Regions from separate parts of the Homo sapiens genome. Here region 2 is linked to region 1. A link is an interaction called in ENCODE POLR2A ChIA-PET data of the cell type or tissue named here. Cell type or tissue: GM12878. All regions are shown on one strand.

What was found. ChIA-PET counts read pairs that join two places held together with the same protein. Peaks named below come from ENCODE experiments on the same cell type or tissue, not always from the same donor. Only the 100,000 strongest peaks of a DNase experiment are listed, where the experiment ranks them.
Region 2: POLR2A ChIA-PET joins it to region 1 with 6 read pairs; 2 of 35 experiments call an interaction of 5 or more read pairs at or near these places.

The regions. Positions count from the first base shown.
Region 1 is chr2:8,983,131-8,985,630 of GRCh38, forward strand. All of the region lies in intron 1 of MBOAT2 (membrane bound glycerophospholipid O-acyltransferase 2), which reads right to left. Among named protein-coding and RNA genes, the nearest start is that of MBOAT2, 19 kb to the right of the region's middle. In GM12878, no CTCF peak of the experiment used is centred here; DNase peaks (open chromatin) are centred at 1,131 and 1,949; H3K4me3 peaks cover 1,322 bases; H3K27ac peaks cover 1,407 bases.
Region 2 is chr2:8,847,657-8,850,156 of GRCh38, forward strand. No RefSeq gene overlaps it. Among named protein-coding and RNA genes, the nearest start is that of KIDINS220, 11 kb to the left of the region's middle. In GM12878, no CTCF peak of the experiment used is centred here; no DNase peak of the experiment used is centred here.

The DNA.
Region 1 (2,500 bases):
TGAGGTCCTGGCTGCATCTAGAGCTTGATCCAAATTATATGATACAGATATGAAATCATATGATACAGATGTAAAATACATATTTTCACAAATACATATTGTATTTTCATTACAAATATATCTAAAGTAAGGAAGAATAAAACTGCACACAGATTAGCTAAAATGGAAATTTCTTAGGTGAAATGCACCAATTCCATACTCGAACTACTATAACTCACCCAATATGAAACAGATAATTTAAACAGCCCTGTAACTGTTAACGAAACACTTTGGAATTTAAAATCTAGAAAAAAACATCTCTAGGCCCAGATGGTTTTACTGGAGAATTCTATCAAATGTTTAAAAAAGAATTAATACCAGTTTTACACAGTCCCTTCCAGAAAACAGAAGAGGAAGGAATATTTCTCAATTCAATAAAGGGAGTGTTCCAGACTTAAGGAGACTAAAGAGACATGCGAACTAAATGCAACCTATGATTCCAAACTGGACCCTGTTGCTAAAAAGGACTTGATGTGATAACTGGTAAAACTTTAAGTCTGAAGATTGGATGATAGAAATTTACTACTTTCCTAATTTTGATGGTCATTTTGAGATTACACAGAAGAATGTCCTTTTTTGTAGGAAATATCACAAAAGTATCCAGAAGTGATGGAGCAGTGAGTCAGCAACTTACTCTCAAATGGTTCAGGAAAACATTCTCTAAATTGTACTTGGAACTTTTCTGTGAATTTAATATTGTTTTAAAATAAAGAAAAATTATTTCTGAAAAAGATAATATAGGAAGATATCTTTACAATCAATCTCAGCATACAGAAGACTTTCCTAAACTAGGTACAAAAATATCACAAATCATGAATAAAATGTTACAATTTCAATCACATGGAAATTAAGAACTATGAATAGAATATTATTTAGCTTTTACAAGGAAAGAAATTCTGACTTTTATGAGGTCCCATAACATACCTCACATGTGAAAACATAAATGAACCTTGAAAACATATGCTAAGTGAAATTAAACCAGTCACAAAAAGACAAACACTATAGGTTTCCACTTACACGAAGTATCTAGAACAGTCAACTTCACAGAAACAAAAGGCCAGGGGTTGGGGTGAGGGGAAAATAGGGAGTTGCTTAATGAATATGCAGCTTCAGTTCTGCAAAATGAAAAAGTTCTGGGGATCTACTGCTCAACACTGTGAATATACTTATCACTACTGAGCTGTGTGCACTTAAAGATGGTTACGATGGCAAATTTCATGTTTATTACCACATACATACATACGTTTGTGGTTAACACTACGAAGAAAGCAAGGAAATGATTAACACAATATTCCAGAAGTCATTCCTCTCTGGGATGGGGTCTAGAAAGGGCATGCAGGGAGCTTAAAAGGGTGTTCCTTAAGTGGGAGCGCAAGTGGCTTTCATCATCCTCTAAAAGCATACATTCTCTTGCAAATCTAATTTCCCAAATCAACTCCCCAGAAAAGGGAGGATGTACTAGTACAGAAAGCTCTAAAAATAAATAAAGAACTAGGGGGGAGGGAAGGGAAGAGAAAAAACCATAAATTCTTCCAATATTATTAACTTAAAATTCTCTTTTCTGAATAATAATCAATTTCCACAACAACTTAAAGTTATAAGTGGTATTGGCCAAATTTTATTTAATTTTACATAACTACCTTTTAAATAGGGAGCCAAATAATATCAATCCTTCAGCCTCCCTATCTTCATTACCAAAACAGGAGGAGTCAGACAGGAAAGCCAGTCGCCCCCAATGGTCTGAACAAGGGGAAGCAGAAAGAGGGGCTGAGGGCCAGTGTTCTCCTGGAGAAAGAGAAAGAAAAGCTGGCGGCTACACAGAATGCAGCTTGTTCAGAGGCCTCCCACTCCTGACTAGTTTCCCTCTAAGAAAAAAATGTAAGGCTCAAAATATATGCATATAGTTCCTCAGGGGAAAAAAAAAACTAAAATGTCTAGTTCCTTTTCTCAACGGCTTTAAGATATGCAAATCAAATTCTTCATCTTCCACTGCTCAACTGGCTATATTAGCTGAGAGTTAGGTCAGACACAGACAGGTCACACTGATGCTGATTGAAAAATGATCTACCTTTTACCGTTTTTTCACAATGCTTTCAGGGGAAAAGAAAGTTTGATTTAAATTTTTTTCATCATTCGAATCAAATTACCACAGGTTCTTTATTCTATCAAACTAACTTCTTATTCTGAAAATACATGGAATTCTTTAAAGATAAAATGTGTGACCCCCAAATAGAATATTGAGACCTAATCTATACCGGAACTCCAGACTCACATCTTCAATGGTCTACATGTTTATACCTCAAAGTCTAACAAACATCTGAAACTTAACACAGCCCAAAGGAAAACCTTTCATATCCACCCTTCCCATGCTCCAAAAGCCACTTCTTTTCCAGTCCTCCCCGCCCTGTCCCCTAGCTTCCCATAATTATCTGCCCTAGCTGCTTAGGCCAAAAACTTAGGA
Region 2 (2,500 bases), 140 kb before region 1:
GTCAGTTTTTCTGTGAGCAAACTTGACTCAGAAAGTCAGATGATAAGTCAGACAGGCTGTTTCCTTATATTGGGTATATCCTGAATTATTCCACTGTCTACTTTTCTATTATTCTGGACAAAGTTTTAATTTTTTTCTGTTTATGTTCCTCCTGTCCCCCTGGAAAAAATTTTTCGGGAAACTACCGTGCACCAGGGTCAAGGAAGAGAAGTACATATCATGGCCCCCGTGTCTGGAATTTGCTTACCGCTTCAGTCTACAAATGTAACTTGACAGCTCATTTTCTGTCTTGATGGGTTGCAGTAGGGTTCGTGCACATGCGGCTTATTTAATCTGCATATTAACTACATCTATCATTTTGCTTTTGTCTTGCTGTCGTCCTTTTAATTAAACTTAGGTCCAGCCTGGGCAACATGGCAAGGCCCCGTCTCTACAAAAAATTAAAAAATTAGCTGGGTGTAGTGGTGCACACGTGTAGTCACAGCTACCTGGGAGGCTGGGGTGGGAGGATTGCTTGAGCACGAGAGGTCGTGGCCACAATGAGTCGTGTTCTTGCCCACTGCACTCCAGCCTGGGTGATAGAGTGAGACCCTGTTTCATAAACAAAACAAAACAAAAAATGTTAAGTGTAACAGGAAAAGAGAGGAATCGAAAATATGTTCAATCCAAAATGAAGTTCACAAACTTACTTTGTAAAATATATCTCCATCTTTTTTTTCTATCGATAGAAAAATGATTAGAAAGAAATCTACCAAAATGTTAAAGTTGTTTATCAGTGTTAGGACAACGGATCAGTGAAGAACTAGGAAACGCTGCACCAACAATCATGTGCTCCTGACATTTTATCCCCTAAGGAATGTGGACCCATAAACTGCTTGAATGTGTTTTACTGCCCAGGTCATGCCTAATATAAACATCAGGGAGGGAGTCACCAATTCGTGTGTGTGGTGAACCGATTAATTCCTAATCTGAGGGTTTAGGTGAAAAATATTTAATCTTGTCCACAGGACACTTTCAGTCTTAGTATTAAGCTTTTTTTTTTTTTGCCTTACTGCAAATTTTCTAAAATTCATCAAATTTCACAAAATTCTGTGGTTTGTGTGAATATGAAATGTATTTAAGAAGTATAGGTTATTTCAGTTTAGCAACTGTTTAACAATGACTGATTTTCTAAGTGATTCTGCTTACACCCAATTCCAATGTATGTGTTTTAAGTGTTTCTCATGCTTTCAACATAGCCTCAAGGTCCTAAACATGTTGACAAAATGTGGCCGGCTACCATGAATCAGTGTAGAGACTTTGGGAACTGTATCTGCACATCAGCTATAACTAGTGGCTAGTAATGAAGGCCCTTGGCAACAGAAGTCCCATAGCTGAGTGAATTAAGCTGAAGTAAACGTTAGATAATTCATGAGTTTGTAGACTGTTCTATATTGAGTACTCTATCTCCTTCTTTGGTTGTGAAGTACTTTTTGACTTTCTACAAACATATATATTAACAATGACAACACCATGTGGTTAGTGTAAGCCACACATGAGAATACTGAGCAGAGAACTTGTGTCTGGAAGACACAGGAAAAGCTGCCTGGAGAAAAACACCTTCTCTTTGAATGCTTAACATGCATCATAGTGCTTGGAGCATAGTACCAGTTCATCGAACGTTTCCTGATTAGTGACAAGGAACCTGAATCCTGGTGATGAAGCTGGAGCCAGCCAGGGAGGAGGGGTGGGGTGGATGTGGGGAGGAGGGGAATTTTGGGTAAATGGAGCAGCAGACACACAGGCTAGGAGGCAGGAGCAAGTCAGACAGTGGGGCAGGTCCAGCTACTCCGCATGGCTGGAGGATGAGAGTGAGCATGTGTGTACTGGCAGGGCAGCAAATCAGAGGGAAACATGACGAAGCAAAGGCAAGCAGCTGCCAGACCACAAAAGTCTTTTATGTCACATTAAAAGTTTGCATTTATCACAAGCATTTCAGAGGAAGTTTCACCTTTTTTTTTTCTTTTTTGAGACAGGGTCTCGCTATGTTGCCCAGGCTAGAGTGCAGTGGCGAGAACACAGCTCAACCTCCTGGGCTCAGGCGATCCTCCCTGCTCACACTCCTGAGTAGCTGGGACCACAGGCACACACTACCAGGCCTGGCTAATTTATTTTTTGTAGAGACAAGGTCTCACTATGTGCCCAGGCTGGTCTCGAACTCCTGGGTTCAAGTGATCCTCCTACCTAGGCCTCCCAAAGTGCTGGGATTACAAGTGTGAGCCACTGCGTCCAGCCCAGTTTCACTTTTGAAGCAAAATTAAAAAAATATCTTTAGAAAGATGACCCCATTCTGTATTGTAGAGAATGGACTGAAGGAAGGCATGACTGGAGAATGGAAGTCCGGTTAGGAGGCTGTTCCTATAAACTAGATGAACAATTGGGAGGGAGGGCAATGAGATGGAGTCGGTTATCTGGGGGGTGGGCACACAGGGTTGATGAGGTCAAGATGGTACACAGGTCT